Regions from separate parts of the Mus musculus genome. Here region 2 is linked to region 1. Evidence: chromatin loops called from intact Hi-C (ENCODE). Cell type or tissue: left cerebral cortex. All regions are shown on one strand.

Evidence for each region. Peaks named below come from ENCODE experiments on the same cell type or tissue, not always from the same donor. Only the 100,000 strongest peaks of a DNase experiment are listed, where the experiment ranks them.
Region 2: a loop joins it to region 1, with 7 times the contacts of the local background. A loop is called at or near these places in 33 of 42 quality-filtered maps.

The regions. Positions count from the first base shown.
Region 1 is chr4:126,597,008-126,605,007 of GRCm38, forward strand. No RefSeq gene overlaps it. Among named protein-coding and RNA genes, the nearest start is that of 5730409E04Rik, 8.8 kb to the right of the region's middle. In left cerebral cortex, a CTCF peak has its summit at 3,564 (motif pointing right); DNase peaks (open chromatin) are centred at 3,575 and 5,317.
Region 2 is chr4:126,732,198-126,740,197 of GRCm38, forward strand. Tfap2e (transcription factor AP-2, epsilon) reads right to left here and starts at 4,072. Exons shown (of 7, transcript NM_198960.2): 1 at 3,768-4,072; 2 at 2,973-3,455; 3 at 2,403-2,454. The coding sequence starts at 3,794. In left cerebral cortex, no CTCF peak of the experiment used is centred here; no DNase peak of the experiment used is centred here.

The sequences.
Region 1 (8,000 bases):
TACATGCAAACAGAGTACTCATATACATACATACATACATACATACATACATACGTGTAAATTTTTTTTTTTAGTTTTTGTTTGTTTTTTGTTTGGTTTTTTTTTTTTTTTTTTTTAGTTTTTTTCGAGACAGGGTTTCTCTGTGTAGCCCTGGCTGTCCTGGAACTCACTCTATAGACCAGGCTGGCCTCGAACTCAGAAATCCGCCTGCCTCTGCCTCCCAAGTGCTGGGATTAAAGGCGTGCGCCACCACTAACCTGCTAATCAGGCTCAGCAGTTAAGAACACTTCATGAGTTTGGTTCCCAGCACCCACATGCCGGCTGTGAACTACCTAAGCCATCAGTCAGGTCTCCTGTTTTTGTATTTTTGAGGTAAGAATGTAACAGTATAGCCCAATATAGCTGGCCTAGACTCGCTGTGTAGCTTTGGCTAGCTTTAAACTTACTGCACTCCTCTCTTAGCCTCCACAGTGTCAGGATAAGGGTGTGAGCCACCATGCCTGGCTGGCTTACAAAGCTTTCCAGTGTAGGATGGAGTAGTAGAGATGACTGTGAGACTCTAGCTTACAAGTGGTGTGACCTTAGATTAAATCATTCTCTAGACTTTACCCAGCAACCAGAGGATGCTCATGGACACTAACTATGCAGCTCACTGGGCTATGGTTGGTCTAAAGGTATAATGGAATGTGGCATGATTATACATATTTAACACTGCATATCTAACACGCTGCTCAGGAAGGGCTAGGGCTGATGCCTGGGTGCGCTGTGGGTAGAGGAAGCCACCCTCAGCAAAGCTCTTCAGTCTCCCAGCCCATGGGGCTGATCCAGCAGCCAATGACAGTGCTGTATTGAATCATTGACAGGTGTAGGAATGGAGGCCTATGGGTATTGCCAGGGCTCTCCCAGTGAACCAGGGAGATAGGCCTGGCTTTGTGTGTAGCTGGCGTCAGTCTCCCAACCTTTTGAGAACAAGGCAGTCTCTTAGTTGTAGCATCTTAGTTTTACCCGTGGCCCGCCAGTCCCCTCTTTCTTCCCATCTTCTCTCACCTTAAAGGTTTTTCATTTTCAGTGTATTGATCTCGTCCTTCCCTGCGGTGGGGTACATAATGAGAAGAGGCTTCTGAAGTAGCCACAGCCTAAGGGTGATTGGAGGAAGCTTTGGGGTCGAACACTTGGGTTCTTTGCTAATGTTCAGATGAAACACTGCATGTGGTGGGTTTTCTTATGACTGGTGGTCTAGCAGGCCAGCAGTGGGGTGACAGAGCTGCCCCTGGCTCCAGGCTGGGGAAGTACTGGGCCCAGTCCAGAGGGTTGAAAGTGTTGGGGCCTGGTTGGGCATGCACTGTGCTTTGGGCTTTTCAGCCCCCTCTTTTTCTCAGAGGCTGAGAGAAGGGGGGAAAGCTGTTTGTTCGCCCCTCTCTTTGTTTGTCTTGTCTAATTTAACTTACGTTATTTATCAAAAAGACAGGTTATTTGGAAAACCAGATGGACCCAGGCAAAAATCATCTGGGTTTTCTAAACGTGAAAAATTAGGTTCTGGGAGCCCAGGAGGGAAGACTCTGTGTGTGTGTGTGTGTGTGTGTGTGTGTGTGTGTGTGTGTGTGTGTAGTGAGGAGGAGAGAAGTATTGAGTAAATGTCTCCAGTCATTTTCAGAAAGAAATTATAATATCCCTCCCCTCGTCTTAATTGAAACTAAAATGAGGAAACTACTTGCTGTTGATGCCTGGGTGTGCTGAAAGGTTCTGGTTTTGTTTTTTGAGATGGTCTCCTGTGTAGCCCAGGCTAGCCTCACACTCCCACACCTGCCTCTGCTTCCCAAGTTCTGGATTTACAAAGGCACACTACCAGGGTCGGAAAGGCTTAATTGACCAAGAATGAAAACAAGTCAGGGCTGTCACAGCAGCAGCTGATGGCTTTCTTTCCCCAGTCTTTGTCATATTATACAGAACAGAGAGATCAGCGAGAGATACAGGGAGCTGAGGGGTTTCTGGAATGCAGACCCTTGCTTCCTCCTGGCTGTCAGTGACTTATGCCAGTCTGTGGCTCTCTTACCTTTGGGAAGTGGCACTGTTAGGAAAGAGCTGAAGCCAGGGCCTGTGGAACAGAGCTCTTAGCTACAGCCGAGGCTATGCTCTGACTGCAAACCTCAAACCATCCTATTCAGAGGGCACACACAGGCAGAACAGAGCCAAGGCCTTTTGTGGCCTGAAGAATCCTTGACAGCAGAAATAACACTTGTCCCATTGTGAGTATCATTTTTTAAAGTGTCATTGGACTGTGAAAGCCACTTAATAACTTGATCTCATCTGAATAATCTGACTTAATGCTCGCTCCACAGTTGTGAGGATTAAATAGAAAAAATGGAAATTGTCTGCCTCCAGGCCTGGCCCAGGAAATCTCAGTGAATGGTAGCTGGGTGAATGAGTTCACAATCTAAATATTAAGCTCGCCTGAGCGTCCCCAAGGCTCAGAGCATAGCAGGCCAGTAACTGGGACTGATACACTGTCCCGCTGAGCCTGGAGCCCAGAGCTTGTAGCTCAAGCTGAACCTATGGTCGATTTAACACGTTTGGTGAGCAGCTCTGGTGTGTGGGGTGAACCCATCCCTAAAAGCTTTACTGCTGGGAACTTTCTGAGGACAGCTTCCTGTGTTCACCCTTTGAGACTTGTCTCAGCCACAGGGCACCCTGCAAGGTCCGGTCTCTTTCCACACCACCTTGCAGTGGTGACAGGGTGTATAAAGGCATGGCCGCTCAGATCAGGTAGGGACAACTCAGAAGAGCCATTCTAAGCTCTGAGCTCCTATGGGGACCTGAGACTGCCACAGGCTTAAGTTACCACCCAGCTTCCTTTGCCTGATCCTGTTTCTTTCCTGTTTTCACGGCTACTGAGCCCAATATCTCACTGGGAACTGGGGTTGCCTGTTGGTGTGCTTGATGTAGAGTCTCATGTTGCCTGGGCTGGCTTGGAACTTACTATAAACTTTTTTAAAAAAAACACTAACTAAGTACACTGTAGTATCCTCAGATACTCCAGAAGAGGGCATCAGATTTCCCTACAGGTGGTTGTGAGCCACCATGTGGTTGCTGGGATTTGAACTCGGGACCTTTGGAAGAACAGGTGGCGCTCTTAACCACTGAGCCATCCCACCAGCCTGGAACTTGCTATAAACTTTTGATCCTCCTTCCTCTGCTCTCTGAGTGCTGGGATTACAGCTTTGCACCATGCACTACCATGCAGGGCTGAGGCATTGCTCTGGTACACCCCCAGTCAAAGAGCAAGGGCACTTTTTTGTTTGTTTGTTTTTGAGATCAAGCTTCACTACACAGACCACGTAGTCTTACAGATCCCCCTAGCTCTACCTCCTGGGTTCTAGGATTAAAGGTTGGTGACTCCATGCCATTGCAAAAAGAACTTCCTAGTAAGCATTCCGAGTGAGTGCTACACTCTGTATCTATCACCTTCGTTCCTGAGGAATTAAAGCTGTGAGGATGTTAGCCTTGGAGGTCACTGGAAAAGGTATGATTTCAGCGTTGGTGGCGTTGAGGGTTCTCTTTTTGCCCACCAGAGGGCAGCAGCCTCTTAGTAATCACCTCATTGAGGCTTCCAGGAAGGGGTCCCATCCTCGTCACTGTGTCCTCTCCCCTGGTGTGTGGGCCCTTCTGAAGGAAGAAAACTTTCTGAGTTCTCTAGGCTTTAGCTTGTCAGTTTCAAGCTCTCTTTGCCTCCAGCACTGAGCATCAATCAGTCTTCCTGTTTTTTCCTCCCCTTCCCAACTGGGCGACCTCCTTGCCTGGGCTCTCCCACCTCTCACTGGGAAGGCCCACAGTAGATTTGTTTTCTGTGTGACAAGGTAATTACAAGCTTGGAGCTCAGAGGCCCAGGGGCCAGTCTGAGGATGGTCACATCAACCTGACACTCCTGTTCTGCTAACATTATTGATTTTTTTTTTTTTTAGTTTTATTTATTATGATTTTTTTAAATGTCTGGCCCTGGTGACATGAGCTATGAAGGCAGGAAGGCAGGTTTGCTTGTCATAATTTTGTTTTTGAAGCTACCGGTCTTGGGGATAGAAAGATGGCTCGGTGGTTGAGAGCACTGAATGTTCTTACAGAGGACCCAGGTTCAATTCTCAGCATCCACAGGGCAGCTCACAACCCTCCTTTGACCCATAATATCAAGTACCAAAGGGTACTTGATATTATGAGATAGGGTTTCAACTATAAAGCCAAACATCAGGCACTCACAGAGGGGACATACATACATGCAGGCAAAATAATTTTTTTAAAAAAAGAAAGAAACTACTTGTCTGACCATCAACATCACCAACACTGAAATCCCATCTTTTCTGATGACCTCCAAGGCTAGCATCCTCAAGGGCTCACAGATTGAATTCCTCAGGAATGAAAAGGGATACAAACGTGACGTTTTATTTATTTATTTATTTATTTATTTATTGGATTGGTTCTTTCCGTGGAGCCCGGGCGACCGTGTCTACCTAGAGCTTACTTTTTTTTTTTTTTTCCAAGACAGGGTTTCTCTGTGTCCTTGAACCCACTCCGTAGACCAGGCTGTCCTCGAACTCAGAAATCCGCCTGCCTCTGCCTCCCAAGTGCTGGAATTAAAGGCGTGTGCCACCACTGCCCGGCGACCTTACCCATTTTTATTATGGTTCTCAATCCCCACCATTTCCAGAGATTCTGCTGCAGGAATGTGAGTTGGCAGAAGAGTGGGGACAGCAAGAACAAAACTTTTGGCTAGCAGCCCGCACTTTACCCAGCGACCCTTTATGGCTTTCCTGCTGCCTATTAGTTTATCTAGATTAAGCCACTCAACACCCTGCTTCTTCCTCTGGCCTACCCTGTGCAGGCAGTTCTAAACCAAGCCACCCTATGCGCCTTGCTTTTTTTTTTTTTTTTTTTTTTGCCCCGCCTTCCCCCCCCCCGTCCTCTCCCCCCCCCTCCCCGCGCCTTGCAATTTTATTTCTTTACTTTAGGGAGGGGAGTATACATGGGTCTCTATAGGCTGTGAGATGGGCACCAGAAGGAACTTGAGGAGACCTGCCTGACCCATTCCATCCCCACCTAGGGCTTCGAGAAGCCTCCCTGACAGGGAAGAGGAACCTCAGGCATTAGGCAGTGAATTATGGGGGTTGGGAGTGAGGTCTCTGAACTTCAGTGATGGTGGTGGGAATTAGCTGAGGCCCAGGGCGATTTGTGGGGCCGCGTTCCCTGGAGCCTGTTTTCTCTGAGCGTGCCAAGAGAATGAATAAATCATTGTTCAGGGGCGGGATGCAGCTGCCGGGCTCCTCCCCTCGGCACATGCCTAACTTCAGCTCCTCCATTGAGGGCTGCTGGAGCAGAGCGCTTTATACACCCAGCTCCCCAAATCCTATTGAGACCTCCCCCTCCGCACGAGCCACTGGCTTCAAGCCCATTCACCATGGCCTTTTGTGCTAGGGGTTAAGTGGTTACATGTGGGGGGCACCCAGAAAGGATCTGTCAGGCCCTGAAACGCTGCACTAATATGGTGCTCTCCTACTGATGAATGGGATGGGTGGAGGAGAGGTGGGCGGCCAGAGGATAGGGTGAGGGAGGTGAGGGAAGGGGATTAGGGAGCCTACAGAAGCAGCTGCTAGGAAGGGGTATGCTTAGGAAGACCGAGCAGGCATCCCCTCCCCTCATTCCTCCTTCTGTTCCGTTTCTCATCTAGCCACTCCCGCTGTGGGCCCTGGGCTGTTCCACAACCTCGGGCTGTGGATTTGACTTCTCTGATCTCTTGGAAGGTGTTGGGAAAAGATATTCACTACTTGAAGGTGTTACAGAGAGTTTCCATGGTTTCCAGCAACCTTGTTCCTTTTCTCTTGGGGTATGGGAGTAGGGATAGAAAGAATATCCATTTTTCTGGGGTTCTCGTGGTGTAGTGGGTTTGAAACTGTGCCCCACTGAACTTTAAAACCATCCGCAGGCTTTGGGTCCAGGACAGCCAAAGCTACCCAGAGAAACTCTGTCCCAGGGGAAAAAAAAAAAACCTTCCTTGGGGATGGAAAGATGGAGTAATAGTTTGGTGGTGGAGGTGGTGGTGGTTGTTGTTGTTTTAAATCTTGCTGTACAACTCTGAGGTCCTAATTTCATTCCCCGGAATCCATGGTGGAACAGGCTTCCCCTGCAAGTTGTCCCACGCACATGTGTGCCTGCATTTCCTTCCCCACAAGAATGAATGAGTGAATGAATGACACCTGCCCTTAGTATGGATGTGTAGCTCAGAGGTTTAGCATCTAAGATGTCCCCCAGTTCAGTCCTCAGCACAACAAATGAAAACAAACCCACAAGACACAAAAATAAAGGCTTCCTCAGTGTCCTCTCATGAGCCGTTGGGGTAGAGAAATCAAGAGAGAAGATCTCAGATAGGCTGCGTGTGATGGCACTTGGCCTTTAACCCAGCAGGGAATCTCTGTGAGTGCAAGGCCAGCCTGATCTACATGGTGAGTTTGAGGCCAGCCTGGTCTACATAGTGCATTCCTAGGGCTACATAGTGAGACCTTGTTCAAAAGATTAAAAAACAAAAAGAAAATCTATATTTGGTTATTGATTTCCTTTATTACTTTTTTTTTTTGAGACAAAGTTTCTCTGTGTGTGTCCTGGAACTTGCTTTATAGACCAAGCTCACCTTGAACTCAGAGATCCATCTACCTCTGCCTCTCGAGTGCTGTGATTCAAGGCATCTGCTACCACCCCCAGCTAGGAATTAAAAAAAAAAAATTTTTTTTTTTTTAGGTTTTTTGAGACAGGGTTTTTCTGTATAGCCCTGGCTGTCCTGGAACTCACTCTATAGACCAAGCTGGCCTCGAACTCAGAAATCTGCCTGCCTCTGCCTCGAAAATGCTGGGATTAAAGGCATGTGCCACCACTGCCTGGCAGGAATAAAATTTTGGTTCACAGAACATAGAGAGTGATTCCCAGGCATCTTAGTGGCTCCTGTGAAGCCTGCAGCACCAGGGGTGGGAGCACAGCTCAGTGGCAGAGTCCCTGCCTAGCATGTAAGAGGCCCTGAGTTTTTGACTGGGACCCCATCCAACACTAAAAACTGTTTTTCTGCCCCTAAGACAATAAACAAAACCAAAACCCAAAAAGAAGTGTAAAACTTCTGGTTTTAGAAGTAGGCCACTCTCATTTCCTATCTGAGAAAACAGCTGACTTTTTAACCCAAGTCACAAAGTCCCTTTGAGATAGTCTAAGGTGGCCTTTACCTTTAAGAGGTGGAGGAAAAGGGATGAACAAAACTAGGTCACAGGCTCCCTGGACCTTCCTTTCCCAAGAACAGCCAATTCTGGGGTGCAATCTTCCTTCTAATCTGCCCTGGGGCTCTCGGGCTTAAGTCAAAGATCCTTCAGTGTTGTGCCTATGTTTTGAAGCACAAATAACAAAGTTCACAGGTAACTTATGTCCAACTATTCAAAAGGCACACTAGCCTTATACTTACTGTAAAAAGGTTGAAATGTTTGTCCAAGTTCCCAAAGCTGCCAGCGAAAGTGGACAGGTGATATCAGGAAAAGAGAAGAAAGTGAACACAAGTAGTAAGTATATCCTCCACGGCTAGGATGTTCTGCAGTGTAGTAGTTAGGGACTCCCCCAGTTACCAACCTGCAGCCCCAGGCTGGATTGTGAGCTGAGTTTTCAGCCGAATGTCCTACCTCGGCTTCATCCCCAAGTTCCGGCCACTTTGGGATTTCGAGACAGGGTTTCTCTGTATAGCCCTGGCTGTCCTGGAACTCACTCTGTAGACCAGGCTGGCCTCGAACTCAGAAATCCGCCTACCTCTGCCTCCCGAGTGCTGGGATTAAAGGCGTGCGCCACCACGCCAGGCCAATACTCCATTTTCTTTTCTTTTTTTTTTTTTTAAAGATTTATTTTATTATTAATATATGTAAGTACACTGTAGCTGTCTTCAGACACTCCAGAAGAGGGAGTCAGATCTTGTTGTGGATGGTTGTGAGCCA
Region 2 (8,000 bases), 140 kb after region 1:
ATGGGGTGGAGCGGCGGGGACGCCCCTACCTCCTCCGGTCCAGGACAAGTGCCTGTAGTCCGTGGAGATGTGCAGATCTGGGCTGTGAGGCTGTCCAGGCTCCGGTGCCATGCGATATTGGTGAGATGGACACCCGAAGCTTCCCTACATCCCTAGGAGGAGGGTCTCTTCTGCTGGGGGACCCGAGGCTGCAAGGGTTTCCTGTGCTGGACCCCAAGTCCTAGCGGCGCAAGGTCCCTTCACGCCGAGACGCTTCAGGGTTCCAAGGCGGGAGTTTCTTTCACCAAGGCGGGAGTTTCTTTCGCCAAGGTTGGGTTTGGGCGGTGGGCGGTCGCTCACCATAGAAAACAGTGTCCAGAGTCTTCAGAAAGCGCCCGATAACGTTGAAAGGGCCTGAGTACCAACAGCAGTAGCTAACCTGTCACCTATGGCCACCCACCTGGCGAAGCGTCGAGTCCGACGTTCACCGTTTAGAACCCGGCAAAAATAAAAAAAACAAAACCCGAACAAACAAAAAAACCTGCGTGTTGCGAGGCTCTCCCAGGGAACATGGTCTGGTGGTAGAGCTGCCTGACTCGCCAAAGCCGCTCCTCTTGGGGTGGGTCGTGGGAGCCCGCTATCCCAGGGCATTGGACCCCTTTTCTCTTTCAGAGGCCCGCTGGATAGCAGATCTCCAAGCTTGCCGTGGATCCAGGCTCCTCTTTCCGCAGGTTGTCCCGGGCTGTTCCCTCCCTTCCCACAGTTGCTGCAGTGCCTCAGACTGATTTAGTTTCTGAGAGTGCTTCAACTCATTCCCCGGTGTGCACTTTGGGGTCTGGGCAAGCCCCGGGAACCTACAAGGAACTCTCAAGACCTAAAGCACTCAGATCAACAGTAGATTCTTCTGCCTTGGGATACTGGAGTGCCTTCCTAAAACGTAGAGCTTGGGTCTCTCTAGGGAGTCAATGAACCTGGGTTCTCTGCCCTTAAGCCTGGACAGGAGCCAGAATCTGGAGGATTTGCAAAGAGCCCAGTGGCAAATCCAACTTTCCCTTCGACTGGGTCAAAACAAGAGCTGTTCAGGAACCCAACAAAGTGCAGCTAGCAATGCGCTGGTGAGGTGGGTCATGGGCCTCTTCTTCCCTGTACTCCCTGAGAGTCCCAGATTCCTGGAGACATCCCTCACCAAGTTCTGGGAGGTGTGTTCGCTAATCTCCTGAACTCCATACCTAGCTCTAGTTCTGGAAGTCCAGCCCCTTGTACCAGCTCCACTCCCACCACAAGCCTCCCCTGAGAACCTAGGCAGGGCAAACAGCCTGGGCTTGAATTCACTTGTTTGAAAAACAGCTCCAGCCAAATCCTGCGGGAGGTGTGCCTGCCCTTGGGCGCTACAGGCTCCCATGAGCCTCTGAATTCCTTTGGGCACCCACCCCAATTCTAAGAAGCTTGCCCAAGGTCTGGGTCTCTGCTTCTGTCTAATTTGCCTCTGTCTTACCTTTCCTAGGCATGGTTAGAACTCGGTCTTCAGACCCAAAACTCTACTAACTCTACTCAAGGGGTGTCTCCCACTCCTGCCTTTGACTAATTCAAAAGACAAACAAATATGGAGGCAAACAACAACAGCAGCAGCAACAACAACCAACGGACCAAGGAGAGGCCCTCACATTCTTAGAACACCTCAAATACCAAACGACAAATTCCAGAACACACGTTAGGTATTCAGAGAAGCCCCCAAATAGAAACTATATCACAACACCCACAGATACAAATCACGAATACAGTCACAGCAGCAAACACACCCCAAGAAACACTGCTGCCTAGAAAAGGAACATAGAGTGTGCACAGGACCCTAAGCTCAGAGACACAGACAGTCCTGGAAGCAGCAGACCTTTCCAGGAGCACACAGCCCGTCCCAAGCTAGTCATCTCTTCTAATCCTAAATGCTTTTAAAGAAAATCCTCTGCCCTGGGAGGTGAGGGGAAATGGAAGCACCTCCCTCCCCGCCCCGGTCTGCTGAGAAGAAAGGAACAGAAAGCATTTGCCAGGCTCCAAAATGTTAAAGCTCAATAAAAGTGGAAACCATTGAACAAAATCTGTGGCAACAGTGCTCCCTTTCCCATTTCTTAGGAAACAGGGAAGTGGTTTAACTCGTTCTGCAAATCGACTCCAGATCCACAAGAACGCCCTTCCTTCAGAGAGGAGAGGCCAAGCAGCTGCAGCCTAGGTAGTGCGAGCCCACCTCAGGCGGCAAAGTCCTGAGTCAAATTATCCAGCTAGCGCCATGGCCTCTCTCCTGGGCGAGGAAGGATGTTCCGTGGCCACGCAGCCGGGCGACGCACAGGAAACAACAGCCAGGGAGAAAGAAAATGGGTCTGAGCACCCAGGGCCTGACTCTGCCCTGGAAGTCGCACACCATTCCTTACCTTTCTTGATCACCGATTGGTCCAGGAGGCTCATTCCAGGGTCATCTATCGCCTGCAAATAGAAGAGGATGGCAGTGAGGGTCCGTATGGACCTAGTCGCCCAGCTACCCCTAGTCCATGTCTGCTCCGCCCTACGCGTACCACCGGCTGCCTGAGGCGGCTACCGGGGGACAGGCGTGACCAGGAATAGCCTGGGCTCAGCACCATATGCGTCTAAGCTGCAGCACTGCCTGGATGATTGCCTTGCCTTAGATAGACCACTCCTGTGCCTCTCCTAACCCCGGCCCAGGTTGCCCCTGCGGACTGGGACTGGGTATGGATGCCCACCATGGCTCAACCCTACAGTGGGGAGAGAAAGAAGTGATTCCACGAGGGCTGCTGCCACCCAGGCACAGTTCGAGGCCATCTTTTGGCCAGACAGCATCTAACGGAAGACTCCCTGTTAGCGGCAGAGATGGAAAGTTGCACCTGGGAGAAGAGCCGGGCTCCTACTTTTGTTACTTTTTTGTTTCCAGCCAGGATGCTAAATCGCTGCCCATCGGGACCCACCGTGGCTCACTCTGGGCTTACCTGCAATTCCTCCAGACCGGGCGGCTCCGCCAATCCTGGAAGACCGAGGGGAGCATCGGCCAGGCCGTGCGCGCCGTCGGCCAGGCTGTGCAGGAGCCGGGGAACCGCGGCGGCGTAGTCTCGGCGCGGGTCGAGACCCAGAGCGCGGGCGGGTGGCGCCAGCAGGCCCGGCGGCTCGTCGTGGGCGCGGGCGGCCGCACGGGGTGCGGCCCAGGCGGCCTGCGGGGGCTGCGGCTGCGCCAGGGGCGCTAGGCCGCCGTAGGGGTCAGCGGCGAGGTGCGGAAAGGCAGCGGTGGCGTCGGGACCCTGGCCGTAGGGCAGCGGCGCCTGAGGGTAGGGCGGCGGGAAGTAAGGAGGATGATAGTCCGCGGTGGCAGAGGCGGCGGGAGTGTGACACAGTGGCGGCGCGGGCCCGTAGGCCGCCTGGGGCAGGGACGACAGGCGGGTCCCGCCAGCCGCTGCGCCCAGCCCGTCGGGGCGCTCCTGCAGAAGGGGAGGCGTGCGTTAGGTGACCCATGAGCGGCCGAAAAGACACCAGCCCGCCAGGTCCCCTCCAGCTCGCGGGTGTCCTGCAGCTGTCCACCGGCGTTGGCCCCGCGGGCGCCGCGGCCCCAGGCTGGAGACCAACCACGTACGGGTCTCTGCCACCACTTCCTGGGCTGCCAAGAGGCCCTACGGTCCCCTACCTTCGCGATTTCGTTGGCGCGGGGGTGGGGGGCAGAAGGTTTGGAGGCTTCAGCAGCCAGGCTCCTCGATGCCCTCTGCCCAGTGTGCCCGGGACCCGAGTCTACTCACCATGGCGGAGTATGTGTGCACCAACATGGGGCGGGTAGTGTGGGGCGTGAGGTGTGGCGGAGACACAGCCCTCGTTCGACGGCGAGGCGAGAGCCGGGAGCCCTTACAGCCCACGGGGATCACCGTCTGGAAGCTGGGGGTAAGTCTGCCGGGAGTCCAGAAGGTACGGGGTACTCAGCGGGGGACGCCTGCGGGAGCGTCCATGGAAATGGGCCAGACGGGAGCTGATGGCACTTGGAAAAAAGTCGGGCAACGGGTGCCCAGCGCCCGCCCTCTGAGCTCAGCCTGCTCCATGCACTCTAGTTATAGCGGCGGGGGCGCGCTCGGGCCTCTGGGGGCGCGCATTAAAGAGACAAGCTATGGCCTATCTCAGCCTTTTCCCTTGGCTGCGGAAAGGGAGGCGTGGCTCTGGTGGGAACCGGTGGGGTGAGGAGTGAATGAATTCGAGTCCAGCTGATGTGAGCTCCTTCTGGCCTCCAAGCTTGCAGCTGCGATCAAATGGGATTCGAGGCTGGAATGCAACTCAGGGGTCTGTGTTCGCTCGGGTCTGTGAATTTTCTCTTTACATTTGCTTATTACATTAACTTATTTAGTGGAAGGGCTCACCCGTGTGCCCGATGTGCGGGTCAGAGGACAACTTGCAGTAGTCAGTTATTTGCTTCCATCCTGTGGGTCCTGAAGGTTCGAACTCAGGTCTTGAGGCTTCGTGGTCAATGAATTAACCCAATAAACGATCTCGCCACTCCCTTCTAAATCTTTTAAAATTAATGCTTAAACAAATGTACGCGTTCGCCTTTGAGTTTGAGCAAAGCATTCCTTGTTTCTGGTATCAGCTTTCTTCCCTGTTAAATGGTCTTTTCTCTGACCACCCAAGGGTGAGTGTGGAATACACCGGTGAGTGGCAAACTCAAGCCCATCAGTTTATGTGCATACTTGTGTCAGTGTGTGTGTGCGTGTGTGTGTGTGTGTGTGTGTGTGAGAGAGAGAGAGAGAGAGAGAGAGAGAGAGAGAGAGAGAGAATGAGAGAGGGGGTGTTAGCAACCTCTCTTTCATGGTTTTGGATCCAAAAAACGCTCTGAAAATGCTGACTTCTCTCAGACTTTCTAAGCTGGTAATCCTCAATGCCAAGCCAGGATCCTTGGATGCTGAGGACACCACCTAGGCACAGAGAGTAGGAGTCTGGCATGATCTGCACTTAAGAAGAGGCCAAAATACTGACACAGGGTGGAAGGGGTGCATTGTCACACCTAGGCACAGTCTACGCATTTGTGTGTCACCATCACCATGGCAGGTGCTCTCTCTCTCTCTCTCTCTCTCTCTCTCTCTTTCTCTCTGTCAAACATGCCCTAATGACCACTACCAATCCCTTTTCTTTCTTCCAAAATTTAACCCGTCTGTCCTAAGAAGCAGAGATGGGGATTAAGAAAAGGCAAGTGAGAGAAATCCTAATGACAATGAGAATTTAAAAAGCAGAGGGCTGGAGAGATGGCTCAGTGGTTAAGAGCACTGACTGCTCTTCCACAGATCCCGAGTTCAATTCCCAGCCGCCATGTGGTGGCTCACAACCATCTGTAATGAGATCATATGCCCTCTTCTGGTGTGTCTGAAGACAGCAAAAATATACTCACATAAAATAAATAAATCTTAATAAAAAGCAGAAAGATGTTTTCTTTTTCATGTTGAAAATAGGGAGGGGATAGAAATGGTCACGGTGCCCACTCACCACACACCGTTAATATGGAGTCTCCTAACTCACCAAGTCCTTTGTCACCCTCATTTTCAAGTGAGGAACAAGGCACAGAGAGGCTAGGTGACTTACTGGCCTATGGTCAAACAACTAGTTCAGTGGCAGTGCTGGGGTGGCCCTTCTCTGTTCTCAGGATCATTATTCTTTCCTGTCTTGGACTCAGGCATTTAAAATTTAGTCTCACTCCTCAGAGGCTGTGTAATTCTGGACAAGTCTGGCTTCCTCTCCAAGTTCTGTTTCTGCAACAAAAACTAGTGGAGAGGAATCGCTGCCACCTTCTGTTTCTTTCTGGTGAAGAAACAGATGAGAAGGTAAAAGTGATACCATTGAGAGATTAGAACATTAACCTATGTTCTAGATGGCACATGGCTAGAACGAAGCCGAGGCTGGATTTCTTTCAGCCATGACACATGGGATGGGGCTGTGGGGGCTGTGAGGAGAGGATGAAACTAGCTAGTATCCGAGGATTCATCCCTGAGAGCTTCCCAGAGGCCGGAACCAGCAGCTATGATGGCGGGGGAGGCAGATGGGGGCAGCTGTGAAGCCTTTCTCTTCAGGACAGATCTAAGATCTGGTGTGAGTTTGACTTTGTTATCCACAGCTGTGCAGCTTTCCTCCTCAGGATGCATCTAAGATCTGGTGTGAGTGTGTGTTTGTTATCCATGTCTGTGCCTGCTTCCCTCACCCTAGACCCTTGACCTCAGTCGTGAGACGTCTGAAATGAGTCTCAGAGATAGATGTCAGTGCATTGCTCACAAGTTGGTAGACTCCTGTGGGGAAGGTCCAGAAACCACGATGAGGGATGCGAATGATGCCTGGACCTAGCTTGAGGACCCTCCCCTCTGCTCTTCTGCCGGGCGGGCCGGGATGGGCTCTGTCTCTGCCTCACTGGCTTCCCTCACACTTGCCACCAGCTCCTCTTACTCTGCCCGCTTTCCTTTGTATTTTCACCTCCTCTCATCATCAGCAGACAGTTGTGAGCTGTCATGTGGGAGCTGGGAACTGAGCCCAGGTCCTCTGGAAGAGCAGCCAGTGCACCCAACCATTAAGCCATCTCTCCAGCCCCCAAGAAATCCATTCTTAATGTTAGTTGTTCAGGCTTAGCAGCTTCTGTCTCTTCCTGTCTACATTATTTCTAAACTCCCCCCCCTCTGTGTGTGTGTGTGTGTGTGTGTGTGTGCGTGTGCATACACATGCACACGTGGAGGTCAGAGGACAACATGAGGACTTGGTTCTTTCTTTTCATACCGTGGGTTCTGGGGATTGAACTCAGGTCACCAGGCTTGGTATCAAGTGCCTCTACCTGCTAAACCATTTCATCAGCCCCCCCCCCCAATTCAGGCCCAAGCTCATTGCCCTCCCAAGTCTAATGACCATTTGTCTCCCTGTTACCCCCAAATGTGTCCTTCCCAGTCTGTCAATCTGATTAGAAACCCAAAAGCATACACACTGATGCCAACTGAACTATCCCCGAGGACGGCAGTTCTCAACCTGTGGTTGTGACCCCTTTAGGGGCATCAAATGATGCTTTCACAGGGGTTGCACCATCAGCAAACACAAATATTTACACTATAACTCATAACAGTAGCCAAATTACAGTTATTTAAGTAGCAATAAAACAATTTTATGGGTCTTCTTGCTCTCTCTGTCCTCTCCCTCCTGTTCCCCCCTCCCCATTACCCTCTCAACTTCCCTCCCCATGCCCTGAATTAACTATTCTATACTTTAAAAAAAAATTATGATTGGGGTGGTCACCACAACATGAGGAACTGTATTACTAAGTGGTCACAGTACCTGGAAGGTTGAAAGCCTCTGCCTTAGGACATCTCCTGCAGCTATTCAAAGTTTGCAGCCCACGCATGCAGCCTCACTGCGCATGCTCGGGCAAGGCAGTAACCGAGTGGGTTTCACGGGCCTGCCGGGCGGGCGCACCCGCTTCCCGCAGACATCTCCTGAAGCTATTCAAAGTTTGCAAGAGAAACTGAACTCACATCTTTCCTGCCATCCCAATCCTTACCTGCTTATCCTCCTGAATTCTGTAGCACCATAAATGATACCCCATGCTTCAACTTTAAACCTTGCCAATTTTCTTTGTTTGTGATTGTGTTTGTTTTTGCTTATGAAATAGGGTGTCACTATGTCGCTCAGGCTAGCCTAGAACTCATGAACTTTCTGCTTCCGCTGCAAAAGTGCTGGGATCACAGGCATGAAACACCACACCAAAGCCTGAGTGTTTCTACTTAGAATCAATCAGCACCCGGCATGGAAGAGACTGAGCGGGTGCCTCAGAGAACACGTGGCCCCCTTTCTCTGAGCCTGAAGCTTCCTTACTCTCTTTCTCATAGACCTAGTCCCTCATTGCCAGTGAGTGACATTTGGGGACTTGTTAGAAATGCCAGTTCTTGGGCTCTACCTCAGAACCTCTGACTCAGCAACTCTGCAGTGGAGTCCAGCAATCTGTTTTAACAATTCCCAGTGTGATCTGG